Regions from separate parts of the Homo sapiens genome. Here all the other regions are linked to region 4. A link is a contact called in ENCODE Hi-C or POLR2A ChIA-PET data. All regions are on one chromosome and are shown on one strand. Each heading gives the region's core, a stretch centred on a gene start or an enhancer-like site at or near the end of the contact. The rest is flanking DNA. Distances are from core to core; before and after follow the strand shown. Region 1 overlaps MEF2C-AS1 (MEF2C antisense RNA 1). Region 2 overlaps MEF2C-AS1 (MEF2C antisense RNA 1). Region 3 overlaps MEF2C-AS1 (MEF2C antisense RNA 1). Region 4 overlaps LOC102724637 (a long non-coding RNA gene). Region 5 overlaps MEF2C-AS1 (MEF2C antisense RNA 1).

Region 1 (2,700 bases), core at 108-2,607, 660 kb after region 4:
CTTATTCCTCAGTGCTTAAGTGCAATGCTGGGGGTGTGGACAAAATAAAAGTAGAATGGAACTTTATATTCCAACCTCTCCCACTTTCCTTCAAAGTAGAAGTTTCTGGCAAGGCAAGAGTTTCACTGAAGCCTTTCCTGGTTGTCCTCTTCAATTTTAGATGATTGCTTGATATGAATATCTCTAACAGGGTATATTTTAATACACAGAGTAGCAGAGATGGCTTCAAATGCCTATTATCAGAAAAAAAAAAGGCATTTGTGTGATGGGGAAATAAGAAACCTCTGCAATCACTTTTATTCAATGAAAGCCATTCCTTTGGGTGGGAGAGTCAAATGCTAGTACCCACACATGCTGCCTGCATACCAGCACAAGCCGGAGGAATGCAGATTTCTGTATCTGAGAACAGCTGCTAAGTAAAATGGAACGTCCAACAGATGGCTGCATTGTCATTATTGGGGGAGGAAGAGAGGGGAGCTATTTTGGTTTTTCTGTTGAGTGTGTGTGTGTGTGTGTGTGTGTGTGTGTGTGTGCATGCACCCATGCACGTGTGTGTTTAATAGGATGTGTTCTCTCATACCTGTGTTCTCTACTACCTAGATCTCTCTGGTGCTATCAAAGACTCTTAATCACTTTGATTCTTAGAATTAGAACAGACATTGGGGATCGTTTAGTCATTTGACATTTAATGGAGAAGAAGAGAGAAGACCAAAGACACATAGCATATTGGAGCCAAGACCAGAACTCTTACATTTGGCCTGATTACATAGAAGTCCTACATTCTATTTACTTAAGGATCAGTACTGAGCGCAAATACCAAAGCTCAAGAAAAGGAAACACTACAGCAGTTGCAGTTTCATAGTCTGAAAAGTACGTGTGTGTGTGTGTGTGTGTGTGTGTGTGTGTGTGTGTTCAAGTCTTCTGATGGAGTTGCTTTGCAATTCACATGGAGGAAAGAAGTAAGCTATTTTGTAAGTTAACTTATATCTGGTCTTTATTATACATTTTATTAGATGTTTGGAACATTTTGACTTATGGTCTCCCAAATTAAATAACAAGCTATAGAATATGAAGATTCTCCTCCAGTTTCATACTTCAGAACACAAGGAGTTAAGTTTCAAGTCAAAGCTACTGAAAGCCATTCTTAAGAAGCAGACAGGAAAGTGTTGAGATCCCATCATGACCTGTCTATAAAGGTCTCCATCCCACTTCTGATGGTAGCTTTGGGTCAGTTGTACAGTCACATGGCTCACCCATTGGTTCATGTTTTTTTCCAGAAATAGAATCAATAGAGAACAGACAAACCCACAGTTGCCAGTTTGTACAGTCTTGTGGTTTCTGTCAGGGGCTACAGACTCGAGCAGGTCTACCAGATAATGAAGGCAAACTATTTCAGTTCCTGTGGGTCCAGAGTGCCTTGGCAGAGTTCTGGTTTCAAACAAATGAATAACAAATTAAAAGGTACAGTAAAATAAGGCGGTGGTTAAAATATATGAACTAAAATCAATGTAGGAGAAACGTAGTTAAAAACCCTGCATTCTCAGCAATAGCCTATGATGTATTTTGTTAATCTCTTAAAATTTATGTTAAAAGCCTTTTAACAGAAAGTCAATATATTTGGGTGGTAGAGCAAGTATATCATCCTGTACTGGTGGTTGCATTAAATACTATGCATAGGCTCCACTGTCTGTAGAAAATGAGCAGGGGTCCACCCAACGGAAGTTCCATCTCAAGGAGGTCAGACGCTTTTCCCAAAATGGACTGTGAAGCCAAGCTCAGCATTACACTCTCCTCTGCCTAGGTTCCCCACTGACGTCAACAAGAGTTCTGAAAATGAAGGGGGATCAGAATACCAGAAGCATAGCCTAATAATAGAGCAAAAACGGAGAGCAGATGGAAAATAAAGCTTCTCGAATAAAGTGTGACCTAATGTCATAAATTTGTTGGGGAAAAGAAAACAACAACAACAGCACAGCAAAAAGGTCTGTAAGCAGACTTACTGGTGTGAAAACTCTGGAATATGGCAGACTAGAAAAAACACCTAGCTACTTAGAAACCTTTCAGTAAAGGACTAAAAAGTAAACAAGAAAACATGCAAAATCAAATTTTGGATGAGTTCGAAACACCACTACTAATTGTGTGTAGGGGCAAAAAAGACACAAAAATAGAAGTAGAAAATTCTAGAAACAGGGTTTTAGCAGCTTCCTTTGCACATTATTTATGCATACACTTATTCCTTGTATCTTCAACTCACCTGGAACAATCTGCTGCCCCCACAGATGGGCAAGCTTGGAGTGACTCAGGCACAAACTTGATACATGGTGGTAAAAATGAGTTGAAAGAATGGGCCCAAAGTAAAAGATGTTAAAAAGGGTCCCAGCCACACACTAATCTCCTAGAAGGGCTCACCATTTACTCCTGCACCCTTATACCCTCGTGTGTGTGTGTGTGTGTGTGTGTGTGTGTGTGTGCGCGCGCGCGCATGCTGGCGTGCGCGCCAAAGTCTCAGTACAAACTTCCTGGGAATCTTTACTAACTGTATACATCTCAACAGAAGAGAGATTTTTAGATCTACTTAATAATTGGACTTAGAAACTTACTTTTGATATGGACAAAGAAGGTCTCAAGATGTTGAGTGAAATATAAAGAAAAATCTCAAATTCAATCCCTAAATATTTGTTTTTCTATCTGGCAATCATC
Region 2 (2,700 bases), core at 13-2,512, 810 kb after region 4:
AATTTTGAATAAATGTGCAAACAACTACAATTGTCATACAATTCTCTGCTTTTAAGAAATGTACACCACTTTGGGAGGCGGAGGCGGGCGGATCACGAGGTCAGGAGAACGAAATCATCCTGGCTAACACGGTGAAACCCCGTCTCTACTAAAAATACAAAAAATTAGCCGGGCGTGGTGGCGGGCGCCTGTAGTCCCAGCTACTCAGAAAGCTGAGGCAGGAGAATGGCGTGAACCTGGGAGGCGGAGCTTGCAGTGAGCAGAGATCGCGTCACTGCACTCCAGCCTGGGCGACAGAGTAAGACTCCGTCTCAAAAAAAAAAAAAAAGAAAGAAAGAAAGAAAGAAATGCACACCAGCACACCCAGAAGTCACAAGAGCGACTTTATGACTTTTAATCTACACCTTGATGCAGTATTTACCACTTAACCCTCAGGTTGACATGTATTGTCTATTTGAAGATGATTGGTTTTTAGTAGCATTTTACAACTGTAAAATACTGTATAGTTTTAATGTTTGTCACATATGAAAAATGTATACCTCATGATCCCATTTACCATGAACTACAATTGAAAAAGGAGGGAATTAAACAAAAGAAGAGTCATATCGTTTTCAAATTGTGTCTAAATAAAACACGTCAACAAGTAAAATTTGGAATATTTCAAAATTAAGTTGATGGATCTCATTTTTTCCTGTCTTTGAAGTAATTCTTAGAGCAGTCCATCTAAGATTACCCAAATGTTGCAAAATATACAATTCCTATTCTCTTTTTTCTACACAGTTCCTATGTAAAATAAGATTTCATATTATATAACAATATTAAGTGAATATGCTATAAAAATAATTTTTAATATACTGTCCTGATAAAAATGTTTTGATATTTTATTATACTTAAGCTTGAAATAATTAGGTTTCTTGTTATTAATGAAATAAAATAAATTATCTGGTTGGTGGTGCTATAAAGCTACAGCACACATATGAATAAGTTTTGCCCCTTTTTTGCAGCTTTTAAATCAGATATAAGACCGGTCATGTTTGAGGTCTTCTTTGATCAAAGTATGCAATATGTCCTGTCACTTCTGTTGGTATTCCATTAATGCATTGTAACTTAAACATGTTTCAGTAGTCAGGTAAGTTTGGGATACCCTGCCCTAAAGGGTTGCTCAGACTCGCTCCATTGAACCCGTCTCATGCTTTGCAGTGTAACATAGTTCTGCCAGCAAGCTGAACTTGCCCAATTCCCTTATTGCCACACTGAGGAAGCAAGCACTCTTTCCCCATTCCCTGAGTCAGCATTCAAGCTCTCAGTCTCTTCCTTAACAGTGGGTAAAGTGTCACACTCTATCTTGATATTCTCCCTGAGTGTGCCTGAGTGGAGTCTATTATGCTTCTTTCGTGCAGTCTCAAACCTAGTATTTAAGACTTGAGAAAAGCTTATCCATAGTTTACTTCATTTCTGCAAATAAAATCCTAGGGACACACTTAGAGTCCTAGAGTTCCCCAAAATATCTATGCAAATTAAACTGTAATGAAGATCTCGAAATACATTCATTCTATAGATGTTTCCTGGGATAATGATTCTTTGGACGTAATTTCTTAGAGTGTTTAAATTAAATATTTTCTGCGCGCAGAATAGTAAGCGCTCTTCCAGTTTTTCCAGCTTTCTTTTATCTTTTTCCTTTAATATTGTGACTTCAAGGTCATTGTAATGATGTAGTGTGTGAGTGTGTGTGTGTGTGTTTGTGTATGTATTCTTCCTAATTCCCCTCTACAAAGTTGATGTTACATTTTTAACTTACATTGAGACATCTTGGCTTCTTATTAAAATCTATGATCAGAAAACATTATTGTACTGCCAATAACATTTATTTTGGCTCCTTTTTCCTCCTTTCCCTTCCCTCTTCCTAGGCCTACAGATGTATTTCTTTATTATGATTACAGATTTAGATTCAGAACATAACCAAAAGAATTTTCTATCAATAGGCTTCACATGCACATTTTTCCTTTATCTAAAACGTCATTCTTTTTAGTCTCTATAGTGCACAAGGTGTTACCTAGAAAAGGATTTTACTCAAATTATCCAAAGCCTTGTTCATTTATCAAAACCACTGTCCACACTTCACAAAATGAATAGGAAATGGCTCCCATTCATTTTGAACTGATAACTTGGACTAAAAGTCATAGGCATCAATGCTAAAAGGCATGGAAAATTCCCACACTCCACCACCAAATCCTGACCTGGGAGATTTGTTCTAATGTTCACAGGCAGGCATAAACTGTAGAATACATTCTGCCCTGTTGACTCATAATTTTTAATGAAATAATGCAAGACTTACACAGCTCCTTTCTCCCAAAAGCATTTTAAGGATGCATACGGCATCTAAAATCCTTAACAAGAAAAGTGTATTTTCCCCTGATAAAAAAAAAGACAGTGCCACTATGTATTGGTAGTTATATATCACAGGGAGTGAGAGAAACTGAGAGGGAGAGAGAGAGAGAGAGACAGAGAGGAAGTTGATTTACAGATTGAAGAAAGTTGATAAATTATAGTGTTACAGTGTAAGTTGCCTGATATTTTTATTTTGACAACTGTCCTCCAAATATATATCAGAGTAAATTTCCCCAAGAATACATACTGCCACAGACTATCTGAAGATATAACCCTGGCTATATTTTTACAGAAAACAAGGGGGTATACACA
Region 3 (2,700 bases), core at 184-2,683, 590 kb after region 4:
ACACCCAGGTCCCAGGGATAGATGAAGGAGCACCTATACCTTTCAGGGTGGGGTACAAAAAGCCTACAAACCAATAGCTGGCTGATCAAAATTTTTACAAAGATCATTAATGACCAAGAACACTGGGAGCGAGGAATATTTTTTGCCTCAAACACAGAAAACTCATGACAAATTTTGACTTCTACTGAATCCTCAGCAGGCCACAAGAATAATGTTACCATTGAATTGGCTATGTAATATAGGCAGCTGATATGGGCTAGTTTGGGAACATAGGCTGATACTTTCTCTCAAAAGGAGCTTGTTTTATTTGTTGTAGTAAACTTGTTTCTCCATTTAGGCAATGAGGCCCTCAAAGGCCATGTTAAGTTCTTCTCTACATCTACTACCATGGATGGCTTATTGTAGGCACTAAAAATTGTCTTTTAATAATAAATTAACAGTTTCCTGCAAGTAGAACAGTATTCACAAAAAGCTTTCTTTAGTCCTTACACATTCATTCTTTGTTTGGAATTGTGATAAGTTTTGTTGCCATGAGAACACATTGCCAATTAAAATTTTGTTGAGAAAATAAAGATGTCACATTCAAATATCAAATAAATAGGTCACCTCAAACTCAACTAATAAGTTTTGTAGTGCATAGATAAATAATCTTTCTCTATTCTATTTTTTCATATCACAAATGATTATTTTAATATCATTTATAATTATTATCCAAATGCACAAAGTCATTTTTCACCCATGATAAGTGGAATGGACTTCCTAGACATTTCAAAGCAGTTCCCATGCCATTCAGTAGCATACAGATTCAAGGAGGTATTAACAGATGCATCACATGAAAATAAGTTAGCCATCCTGATCTCTCTCAAAGATTCTCAATGCATTTTTACATACTAAAGGCTCCAAGAAGTCTATGTGGGGAGAGATTGAATTTTAACTCACAGATCTCCAAACAGTTTATCACAACACACTTCTTTTATGACAAATTATCAGCCTTTGGAACACTGCTTTCTGAGGATAACAGTTTAAGATATTTCTTCTGAAAAATAATAGCTGTTTTCTTCTAGGAAGACATGGAAATATATATAGTGAAATTATAATAGACTTTGGAATTAGAAGCTATAGGTTCAAATCACCCAAACTTGTTGTGACTCTGTCATCCTGGAAAAGTTCTTTAACTTCTCTGAAGATTATAAAGACTGTCTCACAGGTATAAACTGCTCAATAAATACTGGTTTTATTTTTCTCACTTTACAACACCTCCCATATTCTGATAATGGACCAAGTACCGGGCTGTGGGCCCAGCTGGGGGTTAACATCCTTTAAACAAGTGGTGAGCCTAGCTTGTAGCACCTGTTCTTCTCGTGAGCCAGGTGGGGCATAGTGATATTGAGACTAGCAAAAGATAAGTGGGGAAGTGGTTATTCCACCCACACATTCTCACATGTTGCAAAATGCAGCTGGTGATTATTCTCTCAAGAGGAGTCTACTAGCATGAATGCCAATGAAAATAAGTCCTTGGGTCCTGTTTGGCACGTGTGCCTTAATTACTGACCCCCTACTCTAGGGAGGTCAACAAGAAAGAAGGTCTCTTCTTTTCTTTGCAACGGTATGAAAATGAAACAATCATAAAATCTGGCAGGAGAGTTAAGGTTAATAATTTTCAAAGAGAGTACTTGGAGGTTTCTTTACACTATAAGCACTATATAATCAAAAGTTTTCTTTTTCTGTATTAAACTATTCAATGTTAGTTATAGATCAAAATATTAAGTGTGTATTAAAACTTTTGCATTTTATAAAGTCATGAATAGATATGTTTTCCACAAATTTTAAACAGATGAAGCTTTAACCTAAGAACCTTTTTTATTAGTTTCTTCATTTTAGTTTATCCTAAGAAACGAATAACTAGTAGAGCACCGACAAACATTTTGGTGAAAGGGGTATCCCTGATTAAAATAGAGCTTCAGCTCTCTATGGACACATTGTTCACCCTCTCCCTATCTCACCCCCACCCTACCTACACTCCATCCCAACCCATGGCAAACTATAAGCCAAAACACATACCATGTAAGCTGTTTCTCCTTTAGAACAAACTTCCTTGGTCAGATTTCCTCACAAATTGGTTATATCTTCAGAAGAATTACAGCAAATTGAGGAATACAAATTGAAACCCACAAAAGACTGAAAATTAAATGTTTAAAAATAAAACTACATTTTTTTTCTTGGAAATCTAGAGGAATGTCACAAGATTCAGAACTCACATATTTCTAGGGACTAATTCTGTGGTTGAACCTAATGTCAGCTATATTATGGTTGGTTGGGTGACTCCAGGAGGAATGAACACCTGAGTCAGGAAGATGCCCAGCAAACTCTACAAATGAAAGGCAACACAGCAGCATCATGCATTCTTTTTTTCTCTTTCTCTTTTTTGTAATAAGAATGTGAAGTAGTTCCAGATGGTGTGCAAGTGGCCAGACTCAAACAAGTTACTAAGCTTGTTGGCATGAAAGAAGCTGCTTAGTGGTGACATACAAGTACAGAATCCCCACAGTCCTGCTTCCTGGTGAAACTGGAGAAAACAAACCAACAATAGAGAAATGAGTACTGTAATTTATCTTGGAGGCCAGTTAGGTTGTTTATCCCAAACTACATTTTGATTCCAGTTACAGTTTAATTATGAGTATTTGTTCTCTAACAGAGACT
Region 4 (2,700 bases), core at 69-2,568:
CCAGATAACACACACAGACTTCTTCAAGAACCACTTAAGCTCTAATACGCCAGCATTTTCCAACAATATTAAGAAAGGTTGACAGTGCTTTTCACCTTTTTCAGATTTCATTGTAATACCCACGATTGAGATGGTTGGAGATAAAGCCATTATCCAGTGATAGTTCATCATGTTGAAGGAATCCTGCTGTATGTATTTTATATATTTTGATATGGATATGTGATATGCACCCTTAATACAATTCTAGTCTATAACAGCTACCTAACAATATTTCAGAATGAGCTTTTTCTAGTATTCTGTGCCATTAAAGAGTGGCCCCTTTGTACATTAATGAAAGCTTGTCCTTTAGAATGAATAGGAAGTCTAAGAATTTGGCTAAATACCATCTTTCTGGAAGAGGAAAAAATTAATGGCAAAATATTAGAAATATAATTGATCAAATGCAATACTCATTGTAGTCAAGAGTAAGTAATGCAAAAATCTGTAATTCTCATGAAAAACAATATTAAAATTGTGTTCCCGGGAAGTTAGTAACATTTTGACATTTTTTCTCTATTCTTTAAATGGTTCAGAGCAACTATTTATTAATTAGCATTTTCTTTAAGAAAAACTAATATCGTTGTGGAGGATTAACTTCACTTTGGAGTGTACTACTCCCTTAAAAGGACCATTAAAAGGCTATAAAATTAATTGTTTTCTACTAATAAGTTATTATTTAGAATCACTTAGTTTCATCTACCAGAAAAAAATGCTTTTTGAGTTAGAGGTTTTATATTATCTCAGTCTTCTCATCCATGATCAATACTTACTCCATTTTTGTTATTATATCTGTTTCCTTCTGGTTCTCATCTTAGCTCAAAAGAAAAAGGATGATTGAACAAAATACCTTTTGAGTAGTCTCTCTGCTCCTCAAAGCACATGTCTTCATAATTATCTCAAATTTGCATATTTATTGTTAAATAAATATAAGGGGAATTTATTGCAGTATGCTGCATTCTTTGCACTCTCTGTGTCTTGTTTGCATCTTGCCTGTTTTGATCGTTTTAGATTAGAGGCACATGAATTATCATTTATTTTAAGTGCTATATTATAGTCATTTTTGCAGAGAAAGAAAGCAGTCAAAAAACAGATTGTCCAACTTCTTATAAATGAGAATGTCACAAATAAAATGCCAGTTTGTTCACCTTGTCCTTTGCACTAACGTCAAGCCATTCTCTTCGATGCCTTTTTTGTAATTATGAGTAATAGCCCAAATATTTTACAGCAGAGAGATGAGTCACAAAGCGGAAGAACTATAAATACTTTTGTTCTCGAGAAACAATGAAGCTGTATATTCTTTCACATTCACCCACCACATATGTGTTTTATTTAAGGTTAAGCTTTTTTAAAAACAACTTTCTCCTGCTTTAAGAGTTCCAATCTCCAGTACAAGTTTTGTTTTCCAGTAAACTGTTTCATTGTATTTGATGCTTCATAAATGTATCTAAATCTAGCTCATCATGCACTGCTAGCTACACCTAATCATACACACATGTCTGAATTACTCCACTCCTATTTAAAGGAAAAGAACAAAAAGTAAGAATGGCAGATGTGTTCATAATTAATATCCTACTGGGTTAATCAGTAGATCCTCAGGAATGCTATGAGGGTTTTGATGTATTCAGAAAATCACTGCCTTTATCTATAGACCTCTTTAAAGACAAACATACAACAGTTAGTTTTTAGAAGATGTGATCCTTGCAAATAAGATAGTAAATAATATTGTCACAGACTTGCCTCTTTGAATAACCTAATTCCATGCTTGATTTTATATGTTTAAGTGAGGAATTTATGGTTCATATTTACAGCCAGTGATATGTGCAAGGATTGCTGTTTACTAACATCACACTCAAAATTTCTTGTAGACATTTCAAGCAATTTGAAGTATAGTTCTTCTAGAAGTAACTAAATATAAACAAGATGGGCACTTTTTTTAAGGAGATTGATATTTCAGAATTGTTGATCACTCCTATACTTGTGAATGAGAGAATATAAGAGACATGGTAATTCACTGAAGGAGAAGAAGAAGAAGGAGAGCATTGCATTATTGGAAAAACTCCATCTTTATAGCGAGACAATACTGAGTTGAAAGCTCAGTCTCCCACTGTGCAACTCTAGGAATTGCTTAAGAGCTCTGGTCTTTGGTTACCTCATCTACTAATGCAGAATAATAACACTTCTGTCTTAAGGTTTAGAGTGTTAAAATAAAGCAGTACTTGGGACATTGAAAAATGCTGAATTTAAAAGTCCTGTTTCATGGGGAATATGAAACTTTCATTCTAAAAAGACTGTACTGTATGAAAGATAAATTTTAGTTATATTGTGGTCCACATTTCAGTTTTGGAGTTAATGTATTCAGGTATGTGCCTGTCACAAAAGGGTCGTGCATTAAATGTTGAGTGAAAACATTGTGGCTTAGACAGAAATCTTGGAATTTAACTAGAAATTTATTTTTTTAAAAAATGAAAGAATAGGAAGAGGTTCATCAGCTCTGTCTTGACTATCTCTAGATCTATGATTGATGCAATATTACCTTTAAGTAAAAAAAAAAAAAGCTACATAATTATTTTAGTTTTATTGTATCTTCTTAAGTATGTTTCAAGTACTTTCATTTGTGTTTGACTCTTCAAGATCTTACCTTCACTACAACCCAGTATTTCC
Region 5 (2,700 bases), core at 150-2,649, 630 kb after region 4:
GAAATCTTTGATACTGCAATGTGTCCTGGATATATCTGTAGCCTGTTCTTTATTTTTTAACATATTATAAGAATCATAGTTCTTTTTAAAGGGAAACTTTTGAAAATATATCGCTAGTACCATATATGTAATATTTATGACATAATGCTTTACATTATAAAATGAATGTTATGTTGATATTATCATCAATATATAAACACAATTGGAAAAACAAGAAAACAAGGAAGATTCTCTTCATATTTGCAGCTTGCCATTTGTTGAATATTAAAGTTAAATTGCCAGCCCTTTATAGACTTCTCTTTTCTCTTCATAAGTTGACAAGTTTGCCCAAAACAAGACACATTATTACCACGGTGATTCTATGGCAGTGACTTTCCAGAGTTACTGCTCAGGACTTACTGCCTGAATTGATGATAGGAAGCCCTAAATTCTTCTCCTCCTCTCATGATCTTTGCAGCCTTCACCACCCCACGAAGGTGCAGATTACAATCCCAGATGCTGGCCATTTGTGTATATTCCATTGTATTTTAATTTTATAAGCATCATGGCTAGTAGAAATTTCCTATAGAATTATATTCGTAGCCAGAAATGAAAAATGACCACTTTTTTTGGCCTTTCACTTCATTGGAGCTGCACTTAAACTATTACCTATTTAATTCAAGTGTAAAAACAAAACCCACTAAATATTCAAGGTGAAAGTCTGGAGTATGTTTTAGGATGTCTTTTAACCTCAATTAAATTTCTAAATGTATTAATTCTCCATTTCACTTAGCATTTGTTAGGTGAGAAAGGGGGGCCCCAAAAGAGTTTTATAATGATTAGGGCAAGAAGCATATATTGACAAGGAGAGGCTGTGTGATGAAATTTGCCATCCTCAGTGAATACAATGACAGCACCGTGGGCTTAATACATTTTCTAAAATTTTAAACTATGGTGTAATGTTCTTTTTTTGAAAATATACAAGAGTGATGTAAATTGTGTTATTAGTAAACCACTTAGGATTGTGTTTTTAAGGCTTTTTATATTTGAACCCACAAGTAGTTTGCCAGGGAACGGTGCCCTTAATCACTCTCCGTAGCTAAGCAAACACATTAAGCTGACTTTCTAATTGGCATGAGCCGGATTTCCCTCACCATGATGAGTGTGATTTTGAAACCAAGAAACTTTAGGTTTGTCCTTTAAGAAAAGTGATTTACAGGAGAAGGTTGTGGGAGGGAAAAAGGAACTCTATTTTACCCCAAAAAGAGACAACATCCTTGCCCGAGGTAGCATTGTGACATTGCCAATGCAACAGGGTTGTGAAATACTGAGTTTTTGTTTTTGTGGTGATGTCTGAAAGTACTGGTTACTGCACCAATGTCTTGTTATCATGCATCTCTAGTTCTGGATCTACTTCCTTATAATTGCTAATGAAAACAGAGTGATGAGCAGAGCAGTGGCTAGATCTTCAGTTCAATTCTTCTGTTGTTTGTATTAATAGATGACATCTTCTGAAAATTTCTTAATAATTATATTTGGCATTTAAGAAACAAAATACAATTGTCTTTTCCTATATTTTTAAGTCTATTTAAATTTTTGACTTACAAGCTAACTTATCTTTATTTCTCTAATCCTAGGCATCCACTAAAAACAGTCTCTATTAGTGTATATTTTGCAAGTAATCAAAATCACAGTAACTGAGGAAAATTAGGACAAGCCTAATAGTAGCCAAGCTCTAAATAGGCTTTAAAATAAAAATAGGATATGTGACTCAGAATACAGTACTAGTTCTTCATCTTACAGATGTTCTCAGCCATCGGAGTCAGCGTGGGCTATGACACTGGTAAGTGTGGGTGAAATGGGTAAAATTTTGGAGAGAATGATAGGCTTTTTTTTCAGACTATCTTCCAATTACCTCATATTACTTTATGTTTTACAGAATGTACAGAAAACTTTGCCTACTCATTTCTTATTTGCCTTAATAGCAAGCTTTAAGTGAGCCTTAAATTAGTAATAGAATTGCCTCCCTCTTCTAATGGCATTTTAGGTTTATACAAAACCCATCTCAGGAAACAAGTGTCTGGCTTTAGTTACTTATCAGCTGAGTGGCTACCTCATTAAACAAAATTCACTAATGATTTCTGTCATGACACGCCATTCATTGGGCCAACAAGATAGAAAAGACAGCATCTCTGACCACGGAAGGGACATGACAGAAATGCTGTCATGATATTTATATTCCACCTACTCGAAAGACCAATTGAGAAACTCCATATGGACTCCAGTTTGCCACTAGCCCACAGAATTGAAGTTTCTTAGCTGGCTTAAATTAAGAATTTTGGGTAAGTGTAAAACTTTGCATATATTTATTTTCATAAATCTAGGCAGTTTATTTTCATGTAGTTCTTTTCATCCTACCCAATTCTCTTTTAGTTGACACAATAGGCAAAGGAAATACATTCTTAGAAAGCTTGTAAGAAGAGAGGGCCAGGTATAATAGGAGAAAGTAAAAGAACATTGCTTGATAGCTCTAATCTAAGGTGTATTAGTTAGGAAAAGGTATGTACACCTAGTTTAGAACAATAAGAAAAAGAAGGTAGCCTCCATTGAGGTAGATTGGCTGATTTGAATTATCTGAAACCCCTTCCTCTCACTTCTCAACATTGGCCAAATGGCAGGTGGTACAAGTCCAGTTCCCCAGTAAGTTCCTGTAAACAAAAC

The links. Hi-C counts contacts between places; a loop is a spot of excess contacts on that map. ChIA-PET counts read pairs that join two places held with the same protein, here RNA polymerase II (POLR2A). Pooled maps may share reads with other maps.
Region 1: a loop to region 4 is called in a pooled map, with 5 times the contacts of the local background. The contact joins two enhancer-like sites. A Hi-C loop is called at or near these places in 1 of 37 single-sample maps with no recorded cell type and 3 of 50 pooled maps. POLR2A ChIA-PET finds 5 or more read pairs at or near these places in 1 of 52 experiments (A673).
Region 2: a loop to region 4 is called in a map with no recorded cell type, with 4 times the contacts of the local background. The contact joins two enhancer-like sites. A Hi-C loop is called at or near these places in 2 of 37 single-sample maps with no recorded cell type and 2 of 50 pooled maps.
Region 3: a map with no recorded cell type shows a loop between it and region 4 (9-fold over the local background). The contact joins two enhancer-like sites. A Hi-C loop is called at or near these places in 10 of 37 single-sample maps with no recorded cell type and 4 of 50 pooled maps.
Region 5: a loop to region 4 is called in a pooled map, with 7 times the contacts of the local background. The contact joins two enhancer-like sites. A Hi-C loop is called at or near these places in 9 of 37 single-sample maps with no recorded cell type and 5 of 50 pooled maps.

The regions. Positions count from the first base shown.
Region 1 is chr5:89,270,213-89,272,912 of GRCh38, reverse strand. All of the region lies in intron 7 of MEF2C-AS1 (MEF2C antisense RNA 1), which reads right to left. Among named protein-coding and RNA genes, the nearest start is that of LINC02161, 310 kb to the left of the region's middle. RefSeq lists enhancers at 954-1,003, 1,034-1,173. Within about 2 kb of position 1,357, at least 2 of the 41 ENCODE cell types and tissues checked have a DNase peak (open chromatin) inside an H3K27ac peak, as active enhancers do.
Region 2 is chr5:89,119,478-89,122,177 of GRCh38, reverse strand. The region is part of intron 4 of MEF2C-AS1 (MEF2C antisense RNA 1); the gene reads right to left. Among named protein-coding and RNA genes, the nearest start is that of MEF2C-AS1, 240 kb to the right of the region's middle. Within about 2 kb of position 1,262, at least 2 of the 41 ENCODE cell types and tissues checked have a DNase peak (open chromatin) inside an H3K27ac peak, as active enhancers do.
Region 3 is chr5:89,342,589-89,345,288 of GRCh38, reverse strand. The region is part of intron 7 of MEF2C-AS1 (MEF2C antisense RNA 1); the gene reads right to left. Among named protein-coding and RNA genes, the nearest start is that of LINC02161, 240 kb to the left of the region's middle. RefSeq lists an enhancer at 2,399-2,448. Within about 2 kb of position 1,433, at least 3 of the 41 ENCODE cell types and tissues checked have a DNase peak (open chromatin) inside an H3K27ac peak, as active enhancers do.
Region 4 is chr5:89,929,494-89,932,193 of GRCh38, reverse strand. All of the region lies in intron 2 of LOC102724637 (a long non-coding RNA gene), which reads right to left. Among named protein-coding and RNA genes, the nearest start is that of MIR3660, 86 kb to the left of the region's middle. Within about 2 kb of position 1,318, at least 7 of the 41 ENCODE cell types and tissues checked have a DNase peak (open chromatin) inside an H3K27ac peak, as active enhancers do.
Region 5 is chr5:89,301,795-89,304,494 of GRCh38, reverse strand. The region is part of intron 7 of MEF2C-AS1 (MEF2C antisense RNA 1); the gene reads right to left. Among named protein-coding and RNA genes, the nearest start is that of LINC02161, 280 kb to the left of the region's middle. Within about 2 kb of position 1,399, at least 3 of the 41 ENCODE cell types and tissues checked have a DNase peak (open chromatin) inside an H3K27ac peak, as active enhancers do.